2 separate regions of the Mus musculus genome follow, and region 2 is linked to region 1. The links are chromatin loops, found by intact Hi-C in ENCODE. Cell type or tissue: gastrocnemius. All regions are shown on one strand. Links, peaks and the distances in the headings refer to the core of each region. The heading gives the core; the rest is flanking DNA.

Region 1 (16,259 bases), core at 3,515-11,514:
GGTTTCTGGAGCTGCCTGGAAAGACTGCCCTCAATGGGAGACCCAGTGCAATTAGGTACCTACTCCTGTCCCTGCTGAGGCCTCTCTGAATTTACCTGCCCCAAGCCATTCCTGACGCTTGCTCTCTTGGTTAGGAATCAGTCTAGCCATGGCTCACAGGAAGCCAAGTGGGTTTCGCTCCTCTCCTCTTGCACGTAGTCAGGGGCTTTGGACAGTGGGTGGATCCTATTTTTATCAGAGCTAAAGCCAGGCAACGGCTCTTTAGGTGGTGGTCTAGCACCTGGGAGACAGAAATAGGCACCTTCCATTACAGAGAAATAAGGCTGGGCCTTTATGGCCCTGCTTTACTTGGGCAAAGGTAGGTAAGCGGATCATCAGGAACTAGTGTGTGTGGAAGAGAGGTTCATGGCACCCCCAGGGGCAGAAGGACATAATGGATGGCTCTACAGGTGTCAGAGGGAGACAAGGATGTGGGGTGGGAACTAGGAACCATGGCAGCGGCAGGGTAAACAGCCTATGTGACCTGCCCAGCACAACTGCCCAAAGAGAACAGATTCTAGCAATGGAGGCCATTGGTGGGGAGTGCAAGCCCTGTTTTTCGCTCCAGAGGATTCCTCTGTACAGATAAACCTCCCACCACCCCGTGCCCTCTGGCCTCTGAATGGCTGCAACTGCTAAGGCTCAGCCCTCAAGTCCCACACCCCAGTCAGCTTCTCAAAGCCTCTTTGTTTCTCGGACTGAACCTGGCCAGCCTGGATCTGATAAGGCCTCTATGGGTAGATAGCAGCCCAGCCCCGTGTGTGGCACTGCCCTTAGCCACACCTACTGCCTCGCACGCACACATCCACCTCATGCATCTACCGGAGATGGGCAGAGACTCGGGGACCTTCCTATCCCAGTGCAGGCATGTTTGTCTCTGCTGTAATCCTACCCGCGGCCCTCTCAAAAACTCTGTCATCCCATGGAGAGACAAAATAGGAGAATGAGCACAACCGTTTCAGAGATGAACAAATTAGCTTCCCAGGGAGAACGTATCTTGTGTGTGTTCTTTTCTTTCCTATAGGTCAGGTGTGCTAGACGCACTATTCACACCAGGGCTTCGAGTCCTAAACACAAGTGAGGATAGCATTACTTCCTCATTCGCACACGAAGAAAATAAGGTCTGAAGAGGTGAAGTTGATTTCATATCAATGCAAGAGCAGAGCAAGATGGTGAGTCCATCTCAGGGGTACAAGAAGAAGACACTCCTACCCATGAACTAAAGGACCAGGAGTCCAAGGGTGGCCATACCTCTGTTAGAAAAAGATGGCCCTTGGGGAGGAACATCCTAAATGCTGTAGAGTTAAGGATGGTGTGCTTAAAAGGTACCCGTGGATTCTCTGCTATTCCCTGTACTTAGGAGAGGCAGGATCTGGCCTGGAGCTAAGTAACATCTAACAAGTAAGCTGTGTGGCTTCTGTCTGGTTGCACCTAGAATGGGTGCTCTGGTCCATGGCCTAACAGCAGACCGCAGCAACTGTCAGCATGGGAGGGTGCCTTTGGGACATCATTCTAAGGTGATTCTAGGTATCAGACTCCCATTGTCAGGCTTGCACAGTGAGCATTTTACCTGCTGAGCCACCATGCCCCCACTGTTTTAATCTCTTAATCTTAAAAGGAGCAAACAGTGGACAGGATTAAAATCTAATAAGGAATAGATAAAGTAGCAAGTTTATACTGAAAAATTTTGGCAGACACACTTTAGCAAAGAGATCAAGGTTAATAGCACCAATAATGCAAACTGGCATGATAAACAAAACTTTAATGAAGACAGAACCTTGTGCACAAACCAGAAGTGAGCTCTTTTGACATCTTGGTCCAGGAGGTCTTTCACATCCAAAAGAAGCCCGCTGTCATGTTAGTGTATCTTTACTTTAGGAAGGGTCTTGATCAGAAATGGTTCTTTCTTTGTCGTGTTGTTTGTTTTTGTTAAATCTTATTTTTAAAGTTTGACATGCATGGATGTGTATGCATGAGTGGGCTGCATGTATAGAGGCCAAAAGATGGTGTCAGATCCCCTGGGACTGAAGGCATAGATAATTATAAACCACCAGGTAGGTTCTCGTGATTGAACTCGAGTCCTTTTGGAAGAACAGCCAGTGCTCTTTACCCACCAAGCCACCTCTCCAGGTCCTCTTTTTAAAAGTCCTGTATCTCATATTCACAAGCTTTGAAACAGCTGTTCAGTTTCCTCTGTTGCCAGATGTCTTAGTTTCTTTTCCTGTTGCTGTGATAACATACCCTGCCGAAAATATTTTAACGGTAAAAGTGCACAGTTCAAGGGAACAGTCTAGCATGGTGACCAGCATGGTGAGTCCAAATGGGAGAAGTTTGAAGTAGATAATAATGAATGTCTGGGGTTGAATTCATATTTAGTTTGATGACTCCAGGCTCTTTCCTAAACACCCCACTCTCCTGTCCTCTCAGGGGTACCCTCTATTGGTTCATTTTGTACTCTGGAGACTTGGGGTTAGGGAAAAGAAGCGAGAAAGCAGAAAGGAGAGAGGAGGGGGTGGGGGTGGTGGCCAGGACTTCTGGAGCTGTCCGTGGTGCTGGTGCCTCAAGTCAGCATAGAACTGGAGAGCCAGGAGAAGACCACGTGGGCAGAAAGGGAAGGACAGTGAAATGTGAAGGGCCCTCTGCCAATGAGGAGGACCAGTAAGTGCAGAGCTCAGACTTGAAGGACTTCATGTTGAAACAAAGACCTGGGTGCACAGTTGCTAGTAAGCTAAAACTTGGTTCTCAGCACTGAGTTGAAACTAGTATAGTATAGCATTACTGGCCACTGACCCATCCCCACAGCCCCACACACTGTCAAGTTTGGTTTCTCAGTTTTCTCCCTACATACTCTGGCTCTATCCCATGACCAAAGAACTAAGGAGTCAATACCAGGCAAAATGTGGGATCTAGGACACTGATTTGGCCCACAGGAGCTGGTGTCTGGTCTGAGAAATCCAATGTCCATACTTTACCATTTGCTAAGGTGTTTTGTTTTGTTTTGTTTTAAATACAACTCCCATTCGTTTCAATTTTACAGATGAGTAAAGAGAGGCTTTACCCAAAGAGATGAAGGGGTCTGCAACCCTATAGGTGGAACAACAATATGAACTAACCAGTACCCCCAGAGCTCGTGTCTTTAGCTGCATATGTATCAGAAGATGCCCTAGTCGGCCATCATTGGGAAGAGAGGTCCCTTGGTATTGCAAACTTTATATGCCCCAGTACAGGGGAACGCCAGGGCCAAGAAGTGGGAGTGGGTGGGTAGGGGAGCAGGGCGGGGTGGGGTATAGGGAACTTTTGGGATAGCATTTGAAATGTAAATAAAGAAAATATCTAATAAAAAATAGAGGGGAGCGGGGGGAGGGTATGGGGGACTTTCAGGATAGCATTTGAAATGTAAATGAAGAAAATACCTAATAAAAAATTGGAAAAAATATTAAAAAAGAGAGGCTTTACAATTTGTCTCACATTTTCCAGCTATTGAAAGATGGAGCCACGTGCCTTTAATCCACATGCACTTGGGAGGCAGAGCCAGACAGCTCTCTGTGTTTAAAGGCAGTCTGATCTACAGAGCAAGTTCCAGGACAGCCAGGGCTACACAGAGAAACCATGTATCAAAAACAAAAACAAAAAAACCAACCAGCCATCCAACCCACCCACCAACCAACCCACCAGACAAACAACCAAACAAAAACCAAAGAGAAAGATGGAACCAGAACCTGAACTTGAATTTCCTAGGAAGATGAAATATCATGTAAATTTTTTCTCCATTCCCTTACTCTTGGCCTACATGGATTTCTACTCTGTGGTAGTTTAGGGAGTAGGTGGAGAGAGAAAATTGTCTGGGAGGGAGGCTTGCATAGGAAAGGTGGAAACCCACAAGTTGGTTCTGGACAAGGAGTAAGCCTTTCCTTTGAGTTCTTCTGGCGTACAACAGCTGTAATGGTTAATCTCTGTTGTCAGCTTGACTGATTCCTTCAAGAGACATACCTCTGGGCTTGTATACAAGGGTGTTGACACAGAGATTAGCAGAGTAGGGAAGATTTACTGTGAATGTGGCATCATTCCATGGTCTGGAATAAAAGGAGAGAAAGAAGGAACCCAGAAGACTGAAGAACGTCAGCTGCCCTGTTTTTTACTTCCTGATCTGCCAAGATGTGAGGCGTCCCAGACACAAGCTCCCATTGCCTTCTCCACTATGCTGGGCTAAGCCCAAACAAATCCTTCTTCGTTCAAATTGCTCCTAATAGGTGTTTTGTCATAGCAATGAAAAATGTAACGAATGCCCTTCAGTTTTGGAAGGGTAGACCTTTCATCTGCAAGGGATAGACAGATGTGCTGGCTGGTCAGCAGAGCAACCCTGGCACTTAGGTACACTGTCTTTGGCTTTCCATACCTCAGCACAGCAAAAGCAGCCTCCATCCTTGAAGAAACAGAGGAGGGAGGTGTGGAAAGAAGATATTCCCTCCCAAGTACACTGCAGAGAGGCTGAGGCTGGTAGAAGGAACACAGAAAGCTACACGGCTTATGTATAGAGATCAGAGGGGGAATGTGTTCGTTCATCCCTTTTCATGTGCTTAATCAATGAAACACTGCATTTTGGAAATTAATCAATAAAGCCTTCATGTTGAAGGCCTATAGCCCTAGAGGCTGGGGCAGGGGGATTTCAAGTATGAGGCCAGCCTGGTCTATAAAATGAGGACCTGTGTCAACAGATAAACAAAAGAGAAGAAATTATCCACAACAAATAGATAAGGGAATCAAGGGTCAGAGAGATCGTGACTTTTTCAAAGCCTTACAGCCAGAAATTAACAAAGGTTAATCCCAGGCCTGTCTGGTTCCAGTCTGAAATCTTCTCTATTCCAGGGGAAGCTGATGAGAAGATACAGGAAGATACAGGAAGGAAACAGGATATTGTGTATGCAGTAAAGCCCAAATTGCTAACTGTGTGCTTTGTCCCCCAGCCCCAGGCCTCAGACAGAGAGCTCAGGTCTCTCATCTATCCTTACTTTTTCCAATACTTTGGTCCTTATAATTTTCCTGAATCATTCACTTTCATTCACAGCCTTGAAACAAATGGCGTTTGTGTCTGTGGGCCTAAAGAGGACATGACCACTCAGATCCAATGCCTAGCATCTTCTAAGCTATCTCAGCTACTGAGAAGGGGACTTCCAAGGCAAGTCCATTGTCTGCTTCCCTCTCCTCACACCCAGCACCCAACCAAGCCTTCCTGGGTACTCAACTTCCTGAGCAAAGTCCAGTATGTGGGGGCCTCTCCTTAGGAGTCCTCACATCAGCTGAAGTTACTGCTCAGAGCTGCCAGTTATAATTCCAGAGAAGCGCAGACCACAGCACCTGATAACAAAAGAAACTGTCCTTCCACTGTCCTAACCCAGAACTCACCAATATATAATCAAAAGATGCTGGGAAGAGGTTCCTCAGGAGAGGAGACCAAAGAACACATGGCTCAAAAAATCTGACTTCTTTATCATCAGTTTTTTCTTATTGGGTTCTCTGAGGTCCCCCCCCAAATCCTGCATAAGTATTCTCAATTTTTTTTGGCATAAGTATGAAAAGGAAAATTTTGTTTATTCATTTCTATTCATCATTTCATCATTCATTATTCCATTACATTCATTATCATTCATTCACTTATTGTCATTTATACCCCCCACTTTTTTTGTCCATAAGGTCCAGCTGAGTCAGACTGATTAAAAAAAAAAAAAGAAGAACTTGAAGAAAAACAAAAAAAGGGAGAAATCATTACAGGAGCTCCAAATAGCATCAACGTCATCACGTTCAAAGTACAGCCTTCAGATTCTGAGAAACCAGCGAGACACTCACTGAGTTCCACGTTCCTTAATCCCCAAAGAATTCCAGGCTTAGTTGGGCTGGCATGACTTAACCGACCTCCTGGACCTCCCTTGCAGCAGCCCTGCCCTCCCCCGCTCATGTGATCCCTCAAGCCAACTCAGGTCACTTTGTCACCTCAGTCCATCGCCTACCTCCCACAAGTGAACCCCAATCCTCCAAACTGCTCGTTTATTTTCTGGGTTTGCTTCCAGCTCTCTGAGCTCTCCCTCTATAACCACACCACACCCCTTTCATTCTGAGGAGGAATGGGTTCACTGTTCAGGCAGTAAAACTCTTTAATTGCCGAAGAATGAACTTTGAGATTCTTGGCTTTTTCTACGTCGCCTTCATCCAATGATACCTTTCTCACAGCGTGCACACCAGTGCACAGACAAAAAAGAATTTCTTCATACATTAACTTTTGTCTCTCTTCAAACAAGTTAATTTTCTTTGGTCTCAGACCAAAAGATATCTGGAAGAAAATGCCAAAGGTGTTCTCTTTCGGCAGCAGAAGGAGCACATTTATAAATCCTATGCAGTAAGAAATAACCAGAGGCTGTTTTCAATGAACCATCATGATCATAGGGAATGAGGCTCTGAGTCTAGATCAGTCTACTTCAAGAGATTAGGAATGACTCCCATTCAGGCAATCTATGATTTTTGAGCCCAACAGTAATCTATGAATAAGGTGGTCAAATAAAGTAATTGCCAGGACACCATGAAAATTGGGGGAACCATGTTTACCTTGTCTGGAATGGAAAAAGACCACAGTTGGTACTACAGCAGGGAAAATCTTGGATTCAATACTTAACATAGGGAGATTAAATTTGAGCAGGCATTGACTGGGTGTGTAGCTTAGTGATGATCAAAGCTTTAATTCTTAGCACAAAAAGAAAAAAATATATAAAGAAAGTTAAAGAAAAAAGAAGAAAAAGGAAAGGAAAGAAGAAAAAAGAGAGAAAATAAAGGAAAAGAAATGAAATGAAGAGAAAAACAAAACAAAAAGAAACGGACTCATTCGCTTTCTCTGAACCTTGGCTCTTTTGGGTTGCCGTCGTTGCCATGGGATACCAAAAGACGCTGTGTCCCGAGCGTCCTGTATCTACGGAGACGTTAGCACAGCGTTTGCATGAGTTCTAAACGTTGGAGGCCAGCGAGAGGAACAAGGAACGGTATCTGTACTAAAAACCCCTTTTACAGGAAATCGTGGCGGGTCTTCAGAAAGTCCTTTCGTTGTGGGCGAGATTAATTAGATGCGGGGGCCAGGAGACCCTGAGAAGCCCCATAAGTACATTTTGTTCCCTTCGTTTTAAGGCTTCCTTCCTCAGCTCTACTTGACCACTCCTTACCCTCACCCCTACTCCCGGTTTTTTCACCTGTCGTTTGTAAAATTTTAAGATCAGAAATTAGGCAAATAAAAGAAACTGATAAAATACCCCCACCCCCGAAACTAGAAAATTGGTTTAAAACAAGCCCCCCCCAAACACACACACACACACACACACACACACACACACACACACACACACACACACACACACAACTGCACGTTTTTTCACAGCAAAATGTTGCAAATGACCTTCTCTGTTCCCGGAAAGGCTCCATGCTTCCTGCCTTAAGTCCCGGCTGGACCACTTTTCTACCTTATTTTGTCTCTTCTCTAGCCTTTCAGAGATAGATTGGTGTATTGAGTGGGGACTTTTTCAGAGAGGCAAGGCAGACTGTCTGTTGAATCCCCTGATGTCTGAGAGATCAGGGACTAGGGACAGGACCTAAAGCTATCCAAGGACAGAAAAGTAACAGCTCTCCTCCCCACCCGCAGCTTGCATTTCTTGGGTTCTGTCTGAACACCCACTTTACATTTGGAGGTAGGAAGCTTGTTTTGTACAAGTACCTGCTGTATCAGACCTGTTTGGTAAATGCTCTGTGAGGGAATGCATGGGATGAGGACAGTAACTTGAAATGGTTTCCTCCAGTGTTAGAGAACCTTCTAGGAACAAATGAGCCAACAGAGGGTTTCTCTGGCTGGTGGAGAGAGAATGAGATTGTCTTTGGGAAATGTGTAAACTGCTAAAGGTAATCATGAGATTGTTACATTATAACATGGGGACCTTAATTAACCACCAACTTGAAGAAGGAGATGTTTTAGGTTAAATTAAAAGCAAGTCATGGCCAATCATGATGGTTCATGTCTTTAATCCCAGCGCTTGGAAGACAGAGGCAAGTGGATCTCAGAGTTTGAGACTAACCTAGTCTGTAGATCTAGTTCCAGGACAGCCAGGGCTACACAGAGAAACCTTGTCTCAAAAGAAAAACAAGGAAAAGAAGGCAAATCACATGTAACGATAAACAACTGTAGGGATTAAAATATCTGTTGAAAACCTCACAATACTGTCTGGATTGTTAGTCAAATTGATACTATTTGGGATATGGACAATCTTACTTAAAGAAGTGAAAAAAAATACTAAACAATGTGAAATATAGAAATAAGTTCAAAAATAAGTATTACAGCTTTGCTGTCCAGTGTAGTAGCTACTAGGCAACTTTAACTATTGAGCACTTGAAATCTGGGTGGTCTGAATTGAGATAAACTGTGAATATAAGATGTGCTGGACTGGAGAGAAAATTCAGTGCTTAAGATATTCATTCTCAGCATACACATATTGGGTGACTCACAACTGCCTCTAACTCTAGAGCCAGGGAATCAAATACCCCCTCTGGCTTCCACCAGTACCACCTGCATGTGGCAAACACACACACACACACACACACACACACACACACACACACACACACACATACACACACACACACACACACACACACACACATGCACGCACAAATAAAAATTTAAATTAAAAAGAATTAGATGCACTGCTGGGTGTGGTGGTGCACACCTTTAATCCCAGCACTTGGGAGGCAGAGGCAATGGGATCTCTGAGAGTTCAAGTCCAGCCGAAGCTACTTAGTGAGGCTATGTCTAAAAACAAACAAAGTCAAACAAACCAACCAAATAGCAAGTTGAACAGACTGTGGAGAACAAGCCAGTAAGCAGTGTTCCTCTACTGTTCCTGCCTCCAGGTCCCTGTCTTCAATTCCTGCCCTGACTTTCCCGAGAGTTGTAAGAGAAGATTAACCCTTTGCTCTTCCAAGTTGCTTTTGGTCATAGTGTCTGTGACAGCAATAGAAAGCAAACTAAAACACGTGTAGTCATGGAAGAAAAGGGCTACACCAGCCTTATTCCAAAATCCCTCCTCCATGTGGTTTCTGGAGTGGTACTTTAGGCCACTGAGCAAAGCTCTGGGCCTTTTGTTCAGCCTCGTGCCTCAAGGCGCCACCTCATAGCAATAGCACTTGTCAAAACAGAGAGCAAACTCCTCCTCCATCTCAACTAGGAAGAGTCTTCTTTACCAACTCTCTTTCTCACTTCCTCCTCTGCTCCTCTCAACTCCAGACTCGTCTGCTGATCTGGTAGGGATTTTTGGCTTTGCTAGATGCTCATCCAGAAAAACCAATGCCACATCACGAGGACCAGGGAGAACTGTGACTGTACAATGAACACTGTGAATGAAGATTTGTGCCTGAGTGCCAGCACACTGGGAAGTAGCAGTGTCACCACCCAGGTGAGGGTATGGCTGGGGTGGTGGATCAAGTGTGGCAAGACCAAGTGGGGGCCATGGTCACAGTACAATAGGGTGAACGTCTGGGGGACAGACTTTCCCATATACACTCTGGCACTCACCCTCCCTAGATGGAGCCCTGGGCAGACCTGAGTGCTGGGAACTATGGTTCCCATATGGTTCTGTGAAGGTAACTTTTATTCCCCCTAAGGTAATTGTCATCTCAAAGGTTTACTGCCTCAGTCTGCTAACCTGGGCCTCGTCTTGGAAGCTTGTAGCCTCTGTACAACCTAAGCCTAGAATGTCTCCAGCCTCTGAGACTTGCTGCTGAATAAGCTCACCCTTTCTAGTTCTTTCTGATCTCTGTCTGGCTGGTTCAACCCAGCTATTCTGGCTTTAACTTCTCTCCACACTGACTGATTCAAACTGGATTCTTTCAGCTTCTCCTGGCTTGCTCTGCTTAACCTCAAACTAACTCTGGCAATCTGTTCTAAACTTCTGGATCCTTCTCATTCTCTGGCTCCTCCTGTCTTCACCTGGATCTAGCTTGTTCTCTCTCTGCAACCTGTCTCTCTATAACTGTTCCCAAAAAACTGTCCCCACCTTCTACACTGTCCCTCAAGTGGCTTCTCTTTCCCCTCTCTTCTCGTGAGAGTTGGGCATATCCTAGTCTGTCAAATATTTTCTCTGATTTGTCGCTTTGTCTGCTACTGAATTAGGCAGCACTTTTAAATGTGAGTTCTTCCTTCTACAAACTTTACCTTCATTGTTTGGGATTAAAGATATGTACTAAGGCCGCGTCTGTATTCCAGCCAGGGGAATTAAAGGTGTGTGCTAAGGCTGAGCCACACCACAGCTAGAAATAGGTTTGTCCAATAAACAACACAATCTTGGGGTTCACATTGTGATCATATATCCTGCAATGCCATGCCCAAGGGTGAGGGACTTTCATCACCCCATAAGTGCTAAAAGCAGGATGAAGCTGCGAGATCTTGGTCTGTTTCCTAAGTCTCGACTTCTTCTCCTTTTATGCCACCTGAACAGCTTGTAGATCCCCTGGACAGGAAAATATGCCTCATAAGGAGGCAAAATGATGTGAAAAAGAGGGTGATCTGGGGCATCGAGGTCGCCGAGAAGCTGCACTGGAAAGGCTGGGAGCTGGGAAAGGAGACCACAAGAACCCTGGTTCTGAAAAACCTCTCCCTGAAAACCCAGAAGATGAAGTACAGGTACCAGAATGAGGGACCAGGGGCCACCTGAGCCCACAAGCCCCCAAGGTGGGTTCTTCTTAAAAAGAAAACAAAACAACCTTTAAAAGGTCACCAAGTCAGAAGAACACTCAAAACATGTACAGTGTGAAGAATCCTAACCGGAGCCCACATCGTGGGGCCTTCTTACTTGCAGAGAACAACTATGCTGCCTCCTGTTCTAATGACTTTCTTGCTTTTCCCAAATGAATTTGCCACATGTGTTGGCATCTTTTTAGCAATCCAGTCCAATTTACCTTATGGACTTTAAAGGAAAGAATATGATTTGCTTTTTTTGTAACCTTTTCTTTTTAAACACAAATTGTCTCTCTGTATACACACCTCCAGTATTCCTGTTTTTCTAAAGAACCTTTCAAAATGTTCTTTTATGTATATGTAATTGCTTTTTGTGAATGGCCTGATGATATATTTCCTCAGCTGAATGTGCCGTTTTCTCAGCCCCATTCTTGGCACTGGTGTGCTCCAGTGGATGCTCTCCCCTATGATACTGACTGCCGAACTGTGTAGATCTCTAGCTGGAATATGATCTGTGCTCCAGGTCTACCAGTAGAATCCTGGGGTTAAGTAGTCAAGTCTGAAGTAAGCTTGATCATGTAAGTCCTCCATCTTCTCAAGATTACTCATTGCTCTTATCCCCTTGAACTTTGACAAAATCTTAAACTCAGCTCAATACACATATAGCCAATTTTTGGTGCGCGACATTAGGATTTGGCTGCACACACAAATGAATGAACTTGGGAAATGACACATTACAGTACCGAGTCGCTCTACATCTGGTTCTCAAGTGCTGGCATGATAGGTATGTGTCACTGTGCCCAGGTATATGTGATGTGCTTTAAAGTTGTTGTCATCATTTGTTGGTTGATAGGGTTTTTTTTTTTTTGAAGATTGTTGACTTTTTTGTTTGTTTTGAGATAGGATCTTATAATATAGGCCTGCCTGGCCAAGAACTTGTAGCAGTCCTCTTATCTCAGACTCTCAGGTGATGGAATTACAAATATGAGCCACCATGATTGGCTAGGTTTTCCAATATTTTCAAACGTTTTTTTAAGACTTATTTTTATTTATCTGCATGTGTGTGTATGCCTCTGTGTATATACATACATGCATATGTAATGTATGTGGGTGACCTTGAGTCCAGAAAGGTCGGGGGGGGGGGTGTTGTATCTCCTAGAGGTGAAGTTACAGGCAGTTGTGAGCTACCATGTGGGTGCTAGGAACCAAACTTGGATCCTCTGAAGGAGCAGCAAATGACCTCAACTAGTGAATCATCTCTCCAGTCCCTAACATTTTTGAATTGAGGTATCATTTGTTTTGTCTTTTCCCTATTTTGTTCATATGGTAAATTATATGAACTGACTTTCTGAATTAGACTAATCATGAATATCAGGATAATTCCAACATTGTTATATTCTTTTTCTGACTCCGACTCCTCCTTCCCCTCCTTTTCCCCCTCCTCCTCTCCCTCCTCTTCCTCCTCTTCCCCCTCTCCTCCTAATACTTGTTTCTGACTAAGTTTAGTCTAGTTTTTGTTCTGCCTCTGATAGGTTTTGGTAATAATATATAGTTGTTACAAAGACAGTGTTAGGGAGTGTTTCTGTGTTATCTTGAAGAGGAAAGACTGGAATGTCTTTCCTCCAGTGCTAGGCAGTATTTGCTACGACCCACCTGTTCCAGTGTTTCCTTTATGGAACATTCTTGCCTACCCTTTTCCATTTCTTCAATGGTTTTCGGGTGGCGTGACCATAAAGTTGATTGACTAATTTTTGGGTTGGTTTTGTATGTTGCATTTTCTATGGTGTTTGTTCCACCCACACTCACCAGGCCATTGGTGCAGTCATTGTCCACATCATTGTCCACGCCTGGCTCTCTCCATGATCATCATCTTCAGCAGAGACAGGAGTCTTGCTGTGAATAACTGTAGGAGTGAAGGAGCAGGGAACCAGGCGTGGTGGCACATGCTTGGGGAATCAGAAGGAGTTCAAGGCTTCATGCAGCAAGTTTGAGGCCAGCCTGTGCTATATGAGACCCTGTCTCTAAGCAAACAAAGGAACTGTGTATATGAATATGTGTATATGTGTATATATACATGTGTGTATAATGGCAAAGGACCTGAGGATAGTCTATTTGGTAGACTGCCTAGCATGTAAAAACCTGTATTTGATCTCCAACACTGTGAAAACTGGATGCAGTGGACCATGCCTGTAATCCCAGCACTAGGGAGGTAGATTCAGATTAGAAGGCAGAGGTCACATTTGGCTATATATGGAGTTCAAGGCCAGCCTGGGTCACATGAGACCGTGTCTCAAAAAATAAAATTACAAGGAGAAGGAAGACATAGGTCCCCTTACAATCTGACCCCTTAAAGAGTGACTTCCATCCTCCGGCTTCCTCTGGTGGTTCTGATCCTGGCTCAGACGTTCTTACCACCTGGCTCTTCTCTGCAGGCCTCCCAAGACCAAGTTCTTCTTCACTATCATTCCACAGCCCATCTTCCTGAGCCCAGGCATAACGCTCACACTTCCCATTGTCTTCCGACCTCTAGAAGCGGTAAGGTCAGCCCAACAAGCAATGCAGTGTGGGGGAGGGCAAAAGATCCGAGACCTCAGAATGGGAGGACGGTTTGAACAGCGGGGATTTCCACACACACCGGTACATCCTGTGTTTGGGAAGCAGAAGCAAGCTGATCTCTCTGAGTTTAATGCCATCCTGGTCTGCATAACTGCATCCTGGTTTGTAGTCAAGGCTACAAAGTGAGATCCTGTCTCAGAAAAATAACCAAACAAACAAACAAAAAATAAATTAAAAAAAAAATCTACAGCTTAGGAAGACCCTCCCTTGATCTTGTTCAATAAAAGGCTGTTTCCTATTGGGCATGGGGTCAGAAGGGCTGTAATTATCACCAGAAAGCTCTTGATTCGTTAGGCACTTACTCTCTGCAAGGTTCCTCAGAATGTTTCTTGTAAAACTTTCTGTCTTTGAAGCTCATTATATTGAGTTATAGCCTCACGATGCCCAGGTTATCCTGGAACTTCTAGGCTCAAGGGAATCCTCCTGCCTCAGGTTCTTGAGCAGCTGCAATCACAGGGGTATGCTGTTGAATCTGGCTCCTCAGAATTCCTTGTTTCCCACAAAAGTGGCTTTTTTCCCCTCAGGGGCCATAAGCATTCATGAAATTCTGATATGGTCAGTCTTCCTGCTAGGGATTCATTGGAGGGGTGGCTTAGCAGAAGTGGAATGTCCTGACTCTTACCTGAACACCACTCACTGGTAACTGTCTCTTCCTCTACCTCCTGTCCTGCAGAAGGAATACACAGACCAGTTGTGGTTTGAAAAAGAAGAGGGGGTGTTCTGTGTGACCCTGAAGGCCACCTTGCCTTGCTACAAGCTAGACTGCCCATCATCTCTGCAACTGCCCATGTGTGCCCTTGGGGACACAGTGGAGACTTGGTTCTGTCTGAACAATGTGGGGTGAGAAGGTCCTGAAGTAGAGAGAGCAGTCCCCGGGGGTGGGGGAGGGGGGAGGAGAACTGTAGTGAGCAGGGGAGACAGGCTCCTGCCAGCAGAACCCCAAGACCTGACCTACTCCCTCACTCTTAGGGACCTGCCCACCTTCTTCACCTGGGAAGTCCCAGCCCCATTTCAGATACTACCCACTACGGGGTTACTGGAGCCAGGCCTGGGTTGTAAGATCAAAGTGACCTTTGAGCCCCTCATAGCTGTCATCCATGAAGTTGAGGCATTGTGCTGGTACGGAAAGGGAAACAAACAGAAGAACAGCATTAACATACAGGCTGCAGGTAAGCCTGCCCTCCCACCAGAGACCCTCCTCAGCCCTCCCTGAGCTTTAGATCTCAGGGCCCCCACCCCCCACAGGTCCCCACCTGCCTATCACTCTTCCACCAGCCCTAGGCTTTATCTTCTATAAATCACAGACTATCCCTCCCAGTGGTAGAGGCAGGGGTGGGGACACACGATACACGGTCTTGTAGGGACTGTTCAGCTGGGGCTATAGAGGCCCTGATAGGTTCTCCCTAAGACAGTCCCCCTTCTCTGCCCCAGCTAAATGTGCACAGCTGCTGGTGAGCATAAAGCACAAGGGGCTAGAGGACCAGGATCAGGAAGGCTTCCAGAAGGTGGTACACTTCGGCTATGTCTCCGTGGGCTCCGTCGCAGAGCGGCAAATCAGGCTGTATAACCCATCTGCGGTGTGCATGCACTGGGAAAGGATAAGCAAATGGGAATGGGCAAGGCTCAGGGACCCCAAGCCTGGGTATACTCCCCCTTCCTCCCCATTCCCAGGGTTCATGTGTCCTGTAGCCCACTGAGTGTTCTGACCCCCAGGCCTTAGGCTAGCTCTCATACTACCTTTGGGAGAAGTAAAAGATGTCCGCCCCGCCCCTCGCCCCCCCCACCCCCCGCTCTGGGCAGCCTTGAGATGGGACACACGCGTGGCCAGCCTGGATACCACCTGTCCCTGATCCCTCATGTGGCTTCCTCAGTATGATGCACAGGCCGCCCAAATCTGGGACTAGAACCTTTCCTTCCCCTAACCCCTGGCTCTACAGGTTAACGCCCCCTTCAAGATAGAAATGGCCGAACACGTGCTGACCAAAGACCCGAGCTTCTCATGTTCCACAAGCCAAGGCATTGTGCCCCCGGGGGAGAAGAAATGCCTGTCACTGTTCTTTCACCCCAAGACTTTGGACAGCAGAGCCATCGACTACTTCTCCATCATACCTTCTGGCTGTGCCACCAAAACTTTGCTCCAGGTTGTTGGTTTCTGTAGAGGTAATGGTCGTCCCAGGATGTCACGCTCCCCAGAACTCGAGTGTCCCACTAGGGAGTCATTCCCTTGAGCGCTTTGTCCACTCCTGGTCCCTGGGCCTGGGTGTCTGCTGTCCCCTGGTGGCCATTGTGGGAAAGCACTGTGGATACCTGGTGATCCCATCTTTCCATACAGTAATGATGGAACTGAGTTTTGCAGGGCTCCAGGGAGCACTCCATCCAAGCGGTGGGACTTCCTATGAGATATCTTTTGAGGCTGGCACCCTCCAGCCCACCCAAAGGGCAAGGATCTCTCACAGGGACCCCTTTCCTCTGCCTAGGTCCCGATGCAGTGCTGCAGCACTCCTGTGTCAACTTCCACTGGGTCAAGCTCGGGGAACGCCGGGAACAGACTCTGTGGATTGAGAACCAGTCAGACTGCCAGGCTCACTTCCAGTTTGATATTGACTGCCAGGAGAGTGTCTTCAGCATCAGGCCTGCCTTTGGAACCCTGGCAGGCAAGACTCGTATGACCCTGCACTGTGCCTACCAGCCCACTCACCCTATCATCAGTTTCCGGAGGGTGGCTTGTCTCATCCATCACCAGGTGAGTGATGGAGAAGGGACCAAGATGTGGGGAGGAGGCCCTGAGACTAGGAGATGAAGGCAAGGCTTGGTGGGCACCCTCCTCCTTGCGGAACCTCTAAGGGAT
Region 2 (16,259 bases), core at 4,707-12,706, 220 kb before region 1:
CTTTTCATCCCACTGTGGTGGTTAATTCTATATCAACTTGGCACAAGCTAGATTCATATGACAAGAAGACTTCAATTGAGAAAATGCTGCCCTAAGATCTAGGTTGATAGGGCAGGGCCCAGCCCATGGCAAACCACACTGTCCCTGGGCCGGTGGTCCTTGCTCCTGTAAGAAAGCAGGCTGAGCCATGATGAGCAAGCCAGTAAGCAGCACCCCACTATGGTTTCTGTCTGCATCAGCTCTTGCCTCCAGGTTCCTGCTTCACTTGAGTGCTTGACTAAACAGAATTGTGAGTAAAATAAGCCCTTTCCTCCACAAGTTGCTTTTGGTCATGGTGTTTCATCACAGTAATAGTAAGCCTAAAACACCCACCATCCCATTAATAGTTTGCAATCTAAAATTGGGGGTGGGGCTAACTTCTTTTTTTTTCTTTCTCTTTGTTTTTTTTGTTTTGTTTTGTTTTCAAGACAGGGTTTCTCTGTATAGCCCTGGCTGTCCTGGAACTCACTCTATAGACCAGTCTCGCCTCGAACTCAGAAATCTGCCTGGCTTGCCTCTCAAGTGCTGGAATCAAAGGCGTGCGTCACCACCACCTGGCTTTTGGGATAACTTCTGTAAGCCAATTAAACTACCCTCATTCCCCCTGAACATCACATGAGTAAATAAAATAAAATAAAATAAAATAAAATAAAATAAACTTTAAAAAAGACAACCATGTTAATCCCCTTCTTCTCTTTCTTTCTTTTTTTCTTTTTTGTTGTTTTTTGTTTCCGACCTCCTTCTTTTTAAAAGATGCCACTAGTAGCTTTCCTAGTAAACCACTTTACTTTCATCTGTCCCTCTTAGAAAGTGTAAATGTTAGAGTGTGGGTGACTGACAACCCCCTACTGATAAAAGCGGTTTACTCTGCACAAATTGATAAGGCCATTCCTATGTAGCCCTGAAGAGGCATTAACTCCAAATGCATTTCTGAGCTTTCATTTGTCTTGAATATTAATCAATTGACTTTATAACCTAGTAACTTCAAGACTTATTTCCAGGAAAGGTTGAGAATTTTTGTATTCCTTATTAATGATTCAAATGTTAAAATGTGGATGTGGTTGTTTTGTTTTGAGATAGGGTCTTATTGTAGCCCAGTTGCCTGTAAGCTCTCTCTGTGTGTAGCCAATAATGACCTCGAGCTCCTGAGCTGCCTCTACCTCCCCAGTGCTGGCATTACAGGCACGAGACTCTGGACATGCGCAGTTTTAGGCAGTACAGAGTGAATTAGAGCTTTAACCTTGTTGCTTAGTTTTGCTACAGACTATCTCACTGTAACCCTGGCAAGCCTGGAACTTACCATGTAGGCCTGTTCAAGACCTGGTCTTGAACTCCCAGAGTTCTACCTTCCTCTGTCTCTGAAGTGGTGGAGTTCAAGGAGAGCACTGTTGCTCAGCTCAGTTTTGTTTGTTTGTTTGTTTGCTTTGTTTGGAATAGCCATGCTATGAAGCCCAGACTAGCCTTAGATTTGTGGCAAACCTCAAGTGCTGGCCGTATAGGCTTGGACTACCATATCCAGTTCTTACTATGCATTTCGATGAAAAAATGTTTCTGCTTCAAAATTACTTGTGACATCCAGCACTCAGCCTTGTAAACAAATTAACAAACAAAACAGCAAGTGGACAAGCCACTTCCCTGAAGATGGTAGAACAAGTAGTCAGGAAAAGTGGAAGTAAAGGTGACTAACCCCAGACAGTAATCTGCACTCTTGGTACAGAAGTGAATAATGTCCTTGTTAGTAAGTCTCTGTATTTTGCAACTTCTAACTTTCTTTTAGATATCAGCTGTTATGGTAGCTTATCTTAATAAAAATGAGTGTTTGCCAAGTCAGAACTCTTTAGTGGCTTACTGTCTACATCCTGCTGGTTTTTTGTTTTTTGTTTTTCTGTCATTTGTTTGTTTTTCCAGACAGGGTTTCTCTGTGTAGTCCCAACTGTCCTGGAACTCACTCTGTAGACCTGGATGGTCACAAATTCAGAAATCTGCCTGCCTCTGCCTCCCAAGTGTTGGGATTAAAGGTGTGCGGCACCACTGCCTGGCTATCCTGGTGGTTTTAATGGGAGCTGTAGAGCTGTTGCTAAGCTCTGAAAGTAAACACCCAACTTCTGGGAAGGCCCTGCATATAATGTGCTGTATTAATAGTCCATTGACTAGCGCTAAGAATATCAGTCAGTAGTAGAATACTTGCCGAACATTAAGTTAGGTCTTGGGTTTGAGCCCCACCAACACCAGTCTATACATAGTATGTATGTATATTCAGTTCATGGAATTAATTTTCTTTGAGGATGATTCATTTATTCACTCATGAATTTATTTAGGACGGAACCTAGCCCTTGGGCATGCTAAGCACACCCTCTACCACTGAGATGTATCCCTAACTTCTTAATTTTGTTTTATTTCCTTTCTTTTCTTTTCTTTTCTTTCCTTTTCCTTCCTTTCTCTCTCTTTCTTTCTTTCTTTCTTTCTTTCTTTCTTTCTTTCTTTCTTTCTTTCTTTCTTTCTTTCTTTCAGGGATTCTCTGTGTAGCCTTGGCTGTCCTGTCCTGGAATTCACGCTGTAGACCATACTGACCTCTAACTCAAGAGATACAACTGCCTATGCTTTGTGAATGCTGGCATTAAAGGCATGTGCCACCACTGCCTGGCCCTAGCCACTTAACAAGTGAACTTAACTTATTATTTCCAAGTGAAACTATAATCACATAGTTTCAGGAGCTATAGTTTTTATTTTTCATACTATGTTCATCAGTGGTTTTAGAATTGTAAGTTTCCAGTTAGAGGAACTTTGGTGGGGGACAGAAGAAACAAAGTGAACTCTATATCATTCCTCATTCCCACTCTCAATGACTAAAGGGTTTGAGAACTCAGAGGGGAGGAGGGAGGGAGGGAGGGAGGGAGGAAGGGAGGGAGGGAGGGAGGGAGAGAGAGATATTTTGAGAGAGAGAAAGAAAGAGAGAGAGCCTGATGATTTTGGGGGTTCTCTCTTGAACATGGATCCGAATGGTTTGATGGCTTTTGTTTGACGTTGGTAATGTTGGCTATGGAAGGAAGCCTTACACGTGCTGCACAAGCACTTTGCCACTGAGGTACACATTAGGCCTCCACCTAGAATATAGTAAAATTTTGTTTGTTTTGAGGCAGGGTTTCTTTGTGTAGTCCTGGCTGTCCTAGAACTCACTCTATAGACCAGGCTGGCCTCAAACTCAAAGATCTGCTTGCCTCTGCCTCCCAAGTACTGGATTAAAGGTATGGGCCACCACCTGACAAATATTTAAATTGCCATAGTGAATTTACCTCAACAAAATAGGCTGGCATTATCAACATCTTAGATACTGTTTTCCCTACTAACCTGTTACCATCCACACAGCTGTTGTTAGTCATTATCACTGTCTGGTATTATGTCCCTTAGTTTCACAGAGAAGGCCGGACGAACCAGTCTCAGTTCTCCCAACACAAAGCTCGGATGTAGTTTCCTTGGTTCCCAAATAAAGGAGAATGCTGAAGGAAATCTAATAACAATTTGCAACTTACATGGCTGTTTCAGGAGATATCAATTATCAAATTGAGCTGTGCTAAGTCTTTTATAGATCAACAAAGCCTACCTGAACCTGCTAAACAGCTTTATCCAGCAGCAGTGTTAGCCACACTAATGAGACATAGCCTTGTGGAATAGCAGACATTGGCACCACTAAAAGTTATTAAGTACAGTCATGGCCAGATAACTCTAATTTCAGCTTCAGTGGGCTTAAAGCAGACAAGGTCAAAGTGAGAATTACCAGCAAGACTGCCTCGGTCCTGATTCTGCTCAAGCTGAGAGTAAGAGGGATTAAATTATTTGCTTAAAACAAATCTGAACCCAGATTTTTTGTTTGTTTGTTTGTTTTTGGTTTCTGTTTTTTCAAGACAGGGTTTCTCTGTATAGCCCTGGCTGTCCTGGAACTCCCTTGGTAGACCAGGCTGGCCTTGAACTCAGAAATCCACCTGCCTCTGCCTCCTAAGTGCTGGGATTAAAGGCGTGCGCCACCACGCCCAGCTCAGATTTTTTTATTTTGATTTTCAAGACAGAGTTTAGCTGTCTGTTTAGCTCTGACTGTCCTAGAACTTTCTTTGTAGATCAGGCTGGCCTCGAACTCAGAGGTTGGATTGCTTTTGCCTCCAAGTGCTGGGACTAAAAGCATGTGCCACCACACCAGGCTAAACCCAGGTCTTTAAATTATCTTTGGTTCTGTATTCTTTTTTTTTTCTTTCTTTTTTTTTTAAAGATTTATTTATTACTCTAAATAAGTACACTGTTGCTGTCTTCAGACACACCAGAAGAGGGCGTCAGATCTCATTACTGGTGGTTGTGAGCCACCATGTGGTTGCTGGGATTTGAACTCAGGACCTTCGGAAGAACAGTCAGTGCTCTTGAAAAATTGAGTTGTTTGTTGAACCAGGATCTTACTATATATCCCAAGATGATCTAAACCTTGTAATCCTGCTTCAGCATTCTGAATACTGAGGTTACAGGCACGTGGCACATCGTTTGGTTCACAGTTCTAGTACAAGGCAAGGGACCCACATGTGATACGGACCTCCTTGCTGACGGAACTCCAAGACTGCAAGAGTCAGAAATGCCAGAGAGGCTTAGCCACACAGGATTTTGTAACTGAACCAATCTTGAGACAATTCATTACAGCCCCACTGATCTCTTAAATGTCCCACTTGACCACTATTGATATCTCATAAGGAGATTAGATTTTTTTTCTGATACTGTGATAGCTAGGCAAATACTTTACCACCAAGCCAATACTCATTAGTGAGGATTGACTCTCAATATAAATTTCAGAATGGATAAACCATATATAAATCAGAGCAAAGTCTTGTTGAAGGAACAGTTAGGTCCTCAGACTCCTTCCTTATCTGGACAGCCACGTGGTTGCACCCTCAAACCCCGAGAAAAGGCAGGAGGACTAGCATTCTCTGTAGAGTTAGTTAGAGGGAGTGTAGGCAGAAGGAGACACCACAGCCTGTCTTTTTTCCTGGACCCAGGCCAATGCACCAGACTGGATACTACAAGTTTTTTTCCATGGACCTAAACAGACTTAAAGATTAATGGATATTGTCACGGGGGTTTCCAACAAATGTTGACCCTGGGGCCTGAAGAGATAGCTTGGCACTTAAAAGCACTTAATGCTCTTTTAGAGGACCCAAGTTTGGTTCCCAGCACCCATATTGATCAACTCAGAAATGCCTGCAACTCAACTTCCAGGGATCTTCCAGGTCAGAGGAATCTGACCTCCACAGATCTCTGCTTGCGTGTAGGGTACTTATATACACGCCCGACACACACATACAATCATAAAAGTTAGAATTTAATTAAAATAAAGAATTAACAGACTCAGAAGGGAGGCTAAGGACAATTTTATTTGTGTTTGAGAGAGAAACAACAGGCAGTCAAGCTATAGAGCCTGACCTCTGCCCAGAAGCGGGATGTAGAAAAGAGTTAAACCTTCTATACTGGCGGTGGGCAAGTGGCCCATGGCAGAAGGGATGGGTGGCTTCAGAGAAAGGAAAAGCCAACAGCCTTTGGAAAGGATGCCTGGGCTTTGGTCAGTAACAGAAAGGAAAGAGATAATTACTCTTCACAGCCTTAGCTCGTGTGCAGGTGTATTAGATTTCCTGTGGGGTGGACTCCTGGCCAGGTGATTGACAGACACAGTTGGATTAACTCTTAAGCAAGGAATCAATAGTATGTAATGTTCTAATCCTTGGGGCAGATCAGGATGTCACGTCTCCACGCAGGGCTAGAGAGTTTCCATTCTGACTAGGAGTGATGAAGCTGACCTTCACCTTTCTAATGTTACAGTGAAATGGAAGTGGGGCCCAAAGCCCACCATGAGGGCCAGGTGCATCTCAATGACCTCTCACCCATCCTGCCTCCCTACTTCCTCCCTCTAGTCCCCCATGACTGGAGACCAGGTCTCATGCCTTCAAACTTTTTATGCTGCTGAGGATGACTCTGCACTTCTAATCTTCCTGCCTCTATTTCCCAAGTGCTAAGATTATAGATGGGGAATACTATACCCACTTTATATATCTGTTGTTTTCAAAATTATTTTCTCAAGTTTATGTTGTAGCCATTCATCTGAATTTCTCATTTCTGTGATCTTATTTTTTTCATATAAAAACTTTCTTTTCTGCTTACCTTTATTTTTAGTTTCTTGCTCCTGTGTGTTAGATTTTTAAAACTCTGCTGTCTGAGGATATTCTTTCATCAGAAATATATAATTATCAGTATGGTTTTTGTGCTAGTCAGTCTTTCTTCACTGTGACAAAATAACCCAGAGAAACAGCTTTGAAGTAGAAAGCTTCCTTTGGCTCTGGGCTGTCTAGGTTTGAGTCCACAGTCCCTCTCCCCATTGCTTGTTTTAAGACAGTGCACTAAGGTGAAGAAGACATGATTAAGCAAAGCTGCTTATCTCTTGCCAGGTGGAAGCAGAGAAAAGAGAGGAAGGGTCTGGGGCAAGAGTGTATACTCTCCAAAGCCCCACCTCCCCCAGGGACATAGTCCTCCAACTCAGTTTCACCCCAATAGTCATTGAGCTATGGTGTCAGCAATGGATTAACCCATTCATAAAGTGAGCACCCTTAATCCTCTGCCAACTAGAAGCAAGTCTCTCTCTCTGACTCTCTGACTCTCTTTGTCTTTGTCTCTCTGTCTCTCTCTCTCTTGTACGTGTGTATGTGTATGTTTGTGTGTGTTTTTTGGGTAATGGAGAAGGGAACATGAGCCAAGGTAAATAGTATACCTGTATTAAAATGTCACAATGAGCCAGATGGTGGTGGCACACGCCTTTAATCTCAGCACTCCGGAAGAAGAGACAAGTCTCTCTGTGAGTTTGAGTCTAATCTGGTCTACAGGGTGGGTTCTAGGACAGCCAGGGCTACACAGAGGAAACCCTGTCTCAGAAAACAAAAGTAGAAAACCATATAAAACATATTATTTGGTATGATAATTTTTTTTAAAAAAAAAGCTATACAGTAGATATCATCCATCCTTCCCTCCCTCCCTTCCTTCCTTCCTTCTTCTTTTTTGTTTTTTGTTTTTTTTTGTGACAAGGTTTTCTAAGTTGGCCTGCTTCTGCTTCCTGAATGTTAGGATTAAAGGTGTGTGACACCACTACAACCCAACATTTTTCTAAAGAGAAAAAGAAAAACAAAAAACCAAACAACAAAAACAAAAAAATGGATGAGTCATGAGTCTTTTTAGGGGTCTCGAGTACCAACTCCTAAAAGTTGTCCTCTGGCCTTCATATCTGCACCACAGCAGTATGCACCTACATCACACACACATACACCCATAAAAATTAAAAACAGCAGTCAGGAGGCAAAAAATGCTACCACCACCACCAACGACAAAAAAAAAAAAAAAAAAATCCAAACTGGAATTATTCTACCAGGGCCCACATCCCAGTGCCAGTGGATACCAGGTGCTGCAGATGGACAGACAAAAGAGCACAGTGATTTTTGCTAGAGTCTCCACACTTTTCTTATCTTTACAGTGAGAAACATAGTTACCTGGCATGATGCTGGGAGTCAAGTCTTGAATATACTAAGCAAGTATTCTACCATGCAATACTATTCCCATCCTACCCACTTAGTTTAGCTTGTTTCTTTCTTTATACACAGGGTATACTATATCCCAAGCTGGCCCCAAACTTCCTATATAGCCAAGGATGACTTTACCTTTTTATTAAAGTTTGATTTTATGCATATGTTTATCTTGCTTATATGTATGTCTGTGACTGGGCATTAGATCTTCTAGAATTGGAGTCACAGATAGTTTTGAACTGCCATGTGGATGCTGAGAATTAAATCTGTGTTCTCTGGAAGAGCAGCAGTGGGCTTAACCTATGTTGAATTTAATCCCCAGCCAATTATGAGAGTACACACCTGTGACCCCAGCATTTGGGGACACACAGAAGATGACCACCACAAATCTGGAACCAACCTGGTCAATATAGTGAGTTCCAGATCAGCTAGGGCTACAGTATCCCCAATGTGAAAGTAGCAGGTTATGAAGGGTAGATACTTTTTGGTGCTGGGGTTGAAACATTGTTACATGTATCCCAGGCTGCCTCAAACTTATATAGAGACAAGGATGGCTTTGAATTTCCTGGTCTTCTTGTTTCTACCCTGCCAAATGCTGGAATTATGGGTATGTGCCACTTTAGAAAAGAATTTTCTAAACCATGGAACCATGTCTCTAGCCTGACTTGAAACTTTTGACTCTCCTGCTTCTGCCTCTTGAGTGCTAGGATTTTAAGCTTGCAGACTCACCCAACAGCTTTAAGCATGCTAGGCAAACACTACTCACATTTCCAGCCTTGATAACTCATTCTTAAAGCAAAATGTTCATCATTTACTTTGTAATGCATTATTATCCTCACTATAATTGTGTGTTTGTGTATGTGTGAGTGAGTGCCATATATACATGCCATGGCCACATGGAGGTTAGAGGACAAGCTTTGCAGTTGGTTCTTTCTTTCAGTCTTTGAGGTAGTGTTTCTCGTTTCTGCTGTGATCCTTACTCCAGGCTAGCCTGCCTACAGGTTTCTGTGTGATTCTCATGTCCTTGTCCCCCCTCTCACTGTAGGGATTCTGGAATTATAGGTGAACCCCACCAAATCCATCTATCTATCTATCTATCTATCTATCTATCTATCTATCTATCTATCTATCTATCTATCTATCTACTCATCTATCTATCTATCTATCTATCTATCTATCTATCTATCTATCTATCTATCTATCTATCTACTCATCTATCTATCTATCTATCTATCTATCTATCTATCTATCTATCTATCTATCTATCTATCTATCTATCCATCCATCCATCCATCCATCCATCCATCCATCCATCCATCCATCCATCTATGTTCGAGGGATTGAACTCATGTTGTCAGGCTTGGGCAAATCAATTAATTTTTACTCCAACACACATTAACCTGCCAAACTACTTTGTCATCTCAATGTTTTTCATTTTATAAAGTAGCTGGAAGTTACACTTACTTTTAATCCTAGCACTTGGGAGGCAGAGATAGGTAGATCTCTGTGTGTTTACAAACTTTGTCTACATGTAAAGTTCTAGGTCAGCCAAAGCTACACAGTGAGACCCTGTCTCAAAAAATTCTTTTCTAAAGTGGCACATACCCATAATTCCAGCATTTGGCAGGTAGAAACAAGAAGACCAGGAAATCCAAAGTCATCCTTGTCTCTCTATAAATTTGAGGCAGCCTGGAATACATGTAACAATGTTTCAACCCCAGCACCAAAAAGTATCTACCCTTCATAACCTGCTACTTTCACATTGGGGATACTGTAGCCCTAGCTGATCTGAAACTATGTTGACCAGGTTGGTTCCAAATTTGTGGTGGTCATCTTCTGTGTGTCCCCAAATGCTGGGGTCACAGGTGTGTACTCTCATAATTGGCTGGGGATTAAATTCAACATAGGAATTTTGAGGGATGCTATGAATGAATATAATTGTCCCTGATTTCATCTATTGAAACTTAATCAATATCCTAAAACATTTTGAGCACCAAGGACTACACTCATCAATCACTGTCCTACAGTTTCTACTCCAGGGCTAAGTCCAACAATATATGAAGTCTTTACCTTGTCTGTATTGGTTAATAAAATAACCAAGGCCTAAGACAGTAAAACCTACAAGAAAATAATCTAATTGCTAATGTGATAGTATGAGACATGGGGTCTTCAGAAAGTAATTCATAAGGATGAAAATCCTATGAATGGAATTCATGATTTCATAAAATGAATGCAAAATTGCTATTCATCCCTTTCTTCCTTCTGTCATGTAAGGACAGCCACAGAGTGAATCCTATCTACTTCTCTGGAAGGCACAGCTGTTAATCCTATCCTGGAAGTAGATTAGCCTTCACCAGACAATGAATCTGTTGGATCCTTGGTCTAAAGACTCCCCAGTTTCCAAAATCATGAGAATTAAAATTCTGTTTATAAATTATCCAGATGAAGATGCTCATTATCATCAAAATATCAACAAAAATGGACTTGAAGCAGGGAGGCATCAACATTCAGACCACAGCAAGTGTGACACAAAATTAGATGACCCAACAAATGCTCATAACTGCAACTTCCACATAACCAGCACTCAGAATAAAGTGGGCTACGAGGAGTGTGCTGCTAAGTCTTGTTTGTACTTGTGGGGCCCTTGGCTCAGTTTCGGGAACAAAATAGAGGAAAATATATAAACTGAATTTCAGAATATATATAATCTGAACTGAACTGTCCAGGATGAATGAGCAGAACACAATGGTGAATGGACCAGTGATACACAATGATATGCATATATATATGTACATATATATATATACACATATATACATATATATGTACACATATATATGTACACATATATACATATATATATATTTTTTCTTTCCCGAGACAGGGTTTCTCTGTGTAGCCCTGGCTGTCCTGGAACTCACTCTGTAGACAAGGTTGGCCTCCAACTCAGAAATCTGCCTGCCTCTGCCTCCCAAGTGCTGGAATTAAAGGCATGCACCACCACTGCCCGGTGATATGCTCATTTTTAAGGTGGAGAAAGCTGACTTTAGTGCTGTGGTTCTCAATCTGTGGATCGCAACCCCTTTGGCAAAGCTCTATCTGCAAAATAGTTACAATTCATAGCAGCAGCAAAATTAGTTATGAAGTGGCAATGAAAAATACTTTATAGTTAGGAGCACACCATGAGGGACTCCATTAAAGGGTAGCAGCATTCTGCAGGGTAAGACCCACTGCTATACTTGGTCACGGAAAGGAGAGGACAACGTTCCCTCCATGATGTTAATATTCTTAGAACCACTGTAACGTTAAAGATCATTTGGGAGATGTTGTTGTTCAGCGGGAGAGCTCTTGTTCTGCCCACCCCACGCTAAAATCACTAATCTTGTCTGTTCTTTGCCATTTTGTGTTGAACATCTGTAATATCAGCCCTCCATAGGCTGTGGCTGGAAAACCAGGAGTTAGAGGCTAGCTTGGGCTACATAATGAGACACTGTGTCAGAAAACAAAACACAACCGACCTGTGGCTCCCCCATCCTCCTCAGACCATTCTGTTTTGTTTGCCAGAAAACTAAATTTTTATCTAGCATTTTTATCTATCCATAACCAAATAATTAATTTCTGCCTTCTGAAGTCTTTCTGACAAAAAACTCTGAAGGCTGTTGGTATAACCCAACTAAGTATTTTTGGACTAAACAGTCCCAGTTCCTTCAAGAATTCTGCCTCTGATATCCAACCTCTGGTAGTCTTCTCTTGGGTACCTCAAAGTCTGCTAATTTGCCAATAAGCACAATACACAAAGCCATCCTCTGGTAGCCCTTTCGCCCTTCCTTCCTTCCTTCCTTCCTTCCTTCCTTCCTTCCTTCCTTCCTTCCTTTCTAAAGGGTTAGGTTCTTTTATATAGCTCAGGGTGGCCTCAATCTATCCTCAGTCCCTTAGTCTTTCCCCTCCTGGGTGCTAGGAGCGTGTGTGTGTGTGTGTGTGTGTGTGTGTGTGCTAATAATGGGTTTCACATTTCTGCTCATTTTTCTTTTACTCTGGAAAAGCTTTTCTTCTCAGGCTTTTCATTGGTGAGCACAAACTGGTCAAGACATCTGATAGTGAAAATCATCACCAACAAAACCCGCAGAAACCATCAGACAATGGTGAATGTGAAGGGGTAACACAGACTGCTGACCTACTTTGATATTTTGATCCAGCTACAGGGTTTCAGTTCTAAATCCAAACTTCTTCAGAAACGGAAATGTCTGCATTAGTTCATGTTCCTTCAACAGCATAGAAGCAGGCCTCACTTACTGCTGATTCTCAGGAAATGTCTCTTACTTCTGGGATACATCAGGATACACCTGTATAGACGTCATCTTCAAAGACAATTACCATGCTACATTGTACCCGAAGCTAAAGGTTGAGGACAGTGAACTCACTAAGCAAACTATTTATTCTGTTCTGCGCTGTTCACCAAAGTAGAAGGGCAGCCAAGAGTCCACTTTCCACAAAGCTAGGATGCTGGATTGGTTTTTCCAGTTCCAAGCTTCTTCCTGCCTGTGCCCACCATTGGAGCTTCCAGTGTTTGCTGGCATCACTCACTGGGTTTGAATCATGGCTCCATTCATTCAGCCTGCGTGGCCCTCAGGGAATTAAGCTGTGCTTAAAAAAAAAAAATGGAGTCGATAGTAGTTATTTTAATTGTGGTGGGCTTTTGTTTTGAGCTAATGTCTTCTCTCTCAGTAAACAAGGCCAGCCTGAAGCTCTCAATCTCCCTGCCTCAGCCCCACAAGTGCTTGGATTACAAATGTGAGCTACTATTGTTCAGTAATAAGACAATTCATTTTAAAAGTTGATGAACAGCCCCATGTTAAACACTAGTATATAAAAATCACATAGATAAGCTAGGGGGTGGTGCACACCTTTAATCCCAGCACTCTGGAGGCAGAGGCAGGCAGATCTGTGTTTCAGGCCAGTCAGAACTACACGGAGAGATCCTGTCTCTGAAATAAATAAATAAATAAATAAATAAATAAATAAATAAATAAATAAGAACAGTGCCAAGAACATATACTTTTAAAAAATCTTGGATACTAGTCTCTTGGCCTTTAACCAGTTTATATAAATATTTAACCAACTTATATAACCACTGCTGGTTAGTTGTCCTACTACAGACAATTAAGATTGAGTTGTGAGCATGTAGATACATGACTTACAGAAACAGTATTAAAGGCACGGTTATCATGACTCCATGTCCCACTGACTGGGAAGACAGGGCAATTTCCTCCTGCATGTAATGTATTCACACATGCTAAATCTCACTTTGTATGACCGAGAAGCAGGTAGGGTTGTCAGGATAATCCCTGCCTCTGGCTGTTTACAAGGAAAATAGCCAAGAGAGGCAGTGCTGGGTGAGGAGGGGACAGAGTGCAGTATGGGAGGTGGCTCACAGGGAGACAAGCAGGCAGACAGGCAGCAGTTCTAGCCAATCAACAGTTTATTTTTCCAGTTAACACCTACACAGATCTTACTATCCACTTTACACCCTAGCAGGGAGTCTCAACTGTGGTCCAGACGAGTAGGTTCTGTTCTTCTCCCCTAATACAGAAGGGAAGTCCCTCGCCTCCAAAAGAGAAGAGAACATGCCATCCTCAGTGCTGGCAAAGTGCTAGGGGACCCTGCTGTCCTGCATCATGAGTGCTGAGCTGGACAAGGGTACAGTGTAGGTTCAAGGCGACAGTGACCCAAGCACAGCACTGCTGGCCTGACACCACCCAGTTCCCTCAGAAGAGAACCTGCCCTAAAGCTTGGCCAGTGCCTGTGGGAAGGAGGAGTTGGCAAAGAGTGGGGGTCACGCTGCAAAGGACAGGAGACAGCAGGGAAATAAAGCCAACGGGAGTGTGGGACAGTAGAGAAAATTATAAAGTGCCTCAACTAAACAACCAAGTGGGACACGAGGGTGGAGCAGCACAGGTCCCTGAGGATAGGAAGAAAAAGAAAAGGTCGACCACCAGGGCTTAGGACACAGTAGAATGACAAGGGATGAGGCAGGGAAGCAACTGCAGGCTACGGAAGGATGCCCCTAGCCTTCATCACATCCACTAACTCAGATGGAAAAGTATTTACAGACATAAAACCAATCCTAGGCACAGGTACTATACCAGGTCCCAGGACAGCAGGCAGGCAGGCAGGCAGGCAGGCAGAGTGGGCTGGCTTCCATCTGACAGCCAGCTTTTCCACATAGTGCCTCTCCCCAGAGTGACAGGGAGAGGAGAAAATGTGACATGCCTAGTTAGGAAGCCCTAGTATGCCTGCAGCTCATTCTGCCATGGCTCATGGCTCAACCTCTGCATGAGCCTCTTGGTCTGACTGTACCAGGGAATGGCTGTCTGCCCCCAGGGGAGGAGGAGGCAGAACATCAGGGGGCTTTGGAGGCATCTCTGGTCCCAAGCCCAGCTCTGCATTCAGTTGCTCCAGCTCCCCCTGATCCAGCAACTCAAAGTCCTCAGTTGTGAGTGCCTCTTCCTCCTCAGGAGCAGCCAGGGGTTGAGGTGAGTCCTGGGGAAGGGATGGGAGCACAGAGGGAGAGAGGGGGGTAACTGGACCACTTTCAGCAAGGCAAAGTTGGGGTGAGAGGGTGCTGGATGGAGCCATTAGGTCACCACTCACTGCCTCTGGGCTCAGGGTCTTCACTGGTGCACCAGGAGGGCATTTCACTCCATCTTGGGGGGACCCTGCCCCATTGAAGTGCGTATTCACAAAGTGAAGAGGGGATGAGAGCTGAAGCAAGGCTTCCTTGTCTGCAGCCCCCTCCTCTTCGGTGTCCAAAGCTTGCTTTGAGAGGGCTGGAGGCGCACTTAGCAGGTCTTCAGGAGAGGCCAGCTCTGTCTCTTCCCCCTCCCCCAGCTCTCGGTTCAGAGCCTCTTCTGGCTCACTTGGCAGGCTCTGCTGGTCCAAATCTGTGCAGAGAATAGAGGGTTAAGAATGAGCTCTTTTCTCTAACTGGCCACAAAAGTCAGTAAGTTCATGTACATAACTTGGGAGGCCAGGCCCTGTGGCACATATCTATTGTAATCCCAGCATTTGGAAGGTGTAGGGAGGAGGGACCAGGAGTTCTGGTCATCTTCTGCTACAAAGAGAGTTCGAAGCAAGCCTAGACTAAGAGCCTTTCTCAAAAAGCAAAGCAGAGCTGAAGAGATGGCTTAGTGGTTAAGAGCACTTGCTGCTCCTGCAGAGGACCCAGGTTCAATTCCCAGCACCTATATGGTGGCTCACAACCAACCGCAACTCCAGTTCCAGGGGATCAGATGCCCTCGTCTGACTTCTGCAGGCACCAGGCATGCATATGGTGTACACACATTATGCAGGCCAAATACTCATACACATAAAATAAAAAGATCTAAAAATACTACAAAGCAAAGCAAGAGGATGGAACTAAGGTTCTTGGGTGCTTAGGGTAGAATTAGAGAATACAGGAACTCAGGAAGCATTTTTGGAACTCAGAGAACACAGCTGTCAACAACCCAGTATTGGGGAGCAGGAAGATAAAAGAGAGGCAAAAGACTGCTCATACCTTCAGAAACATCTGTCAGTTGTGGAGTGGTGGCCCGAGATACAGAGAAACCGCCGCTCTCTAAGATAGAGGCCTCCTCATCTGACAGCTCAGAGTCTGTAATAGCCAAGGCCAGGGCTGTTTTCTTCACATCCACCTGCAAGAGAACCAGGATGAATCCAACATACTGGGATAAGCACACTTTACCCCCAAGCCTTCTGGTTCCCAACTACTTGAGAACTGGTAGCTCTAACTCTAAAGCAGACACATTCTTGACCCCTTTGCCTTTTTCATTTTTTTTTTTTTTGGACATAGGAGGTCTTATGTGGTCCAGGCTGATGTCAAGCTCATAACAAAAACCAGGCTGATTTTGAATTCTTGATCCTTCTGCTTCCTCCTCTCAAATAGGATTACATGTGTGCACCACAATACCCAACTTCCCTTCGGCCTTCTATTTGACATCCCATCTTCCCTGGACCTCACCACTGGAGAGAAGCCAGCCAACTCTGCCTCGCTTTCACTCTCTGTTTCCGCCAGTGGCTCATCTCCTGCTGGGGGTGCACTCTTCCCTTGGCGCTCTAGAGAAGGGCAATCAGGCAATAATGAGCGGAGATAACGGTGGTGACAAATATGGCTAAGGAAGTAGAAATGATTTCAATTCCAGGACACACCATGAGCCATACACTACAGGTTCTCCCTGCCTCTCCCCATCCAGGTTAAGAGAATCCCTTACTTCTCTTGTCATGTTTGTGGTGCAGGGCATCAGCTTCAGCTTTCATGCTGTAGTCCAGCTGCATGAGCAAGGGCTCCAGGCGAGTATACATCCTCTGGATCAACTCGTGATAGACCACCAGGGGCCACAGCAGGATACTCAGCACTACGGGTTAAGAAAGTGCACTCAGAGCTCAGTTGGCCACTTTCTCAGGAGCCTTCATCCAAACTGTCCCCTGAACAGGTAGGTCTGAACAAAGACGGGATCCTTTCTCAAGGCAGTGATACCCTCTTCCCCCATCTGCTATCCTCCTCCCAGGTGAGTAACTAACAAAGAAAACACAGTCTTTCCTTTGGGTCAACCCAGGAAAAGAAGACTAGAC

The links. A loop is a pair of places that touch in the nucleus more often than their neighbours do. Peaks named below come from ENCODE experiments on the same cell type or tissue, not always from the same donor. Only the 100,000 strongest peaks of a DNase experiment are listed, where the experiment ranks them.
Region 2: a loop joins it to region 1, with 4 times the contacts of the local background. A loop is called at or near these places in 2 of 42 quality-filtered maps.

Annotation. Positions count from the first base shown.
Region 1 is chr1:74,926,326-74,942,584 of GRCm38, reverse strand. It overlaps Cfap65 (cilia and flagella associated protein 65), which reads left to right and starts at 6,986. Exons shown (of 33, transcript NM_001039495.1): 1 at 6,986-7,064; 2 at 9,347-9,515; 3 at 10,557-10,741; 4 at 13,228-13,330; 5 at 14,085-14,251; 6 at 14,381-14,580; 7 at 14,843-14,988; 8 at 15,349-15,571; 9 at 15,889-16,154. The coding sequence starts at 9,387. In gastrocnemius, for the core only: no CTCF peak of the experiment used is centred there; a DNase peak (open chromatin) is centred at 6,969.
Region 2 is chr1:75,144,743-75,161,001 of GRCm38, reverse strand. Retreg2 (reticulophagy regulator family member 2) reads right to left here. Exons shown (of 9, transcript NM_170755.2): 6 at 15,899-16,042; 7 at 15,649-15,743; 8 at 15,187-15,322; 9 at 13,093-14,572. The coding sequence ends at 13,947. Among named protein-coding and RNA genes, the nearest start is that of Retreg2, 10 kb to the right of the region's middle. In gastrocnemius, for the core only: no CTCF peak of the experiment used is centred there; no DNase peak of the experiment used is centred there.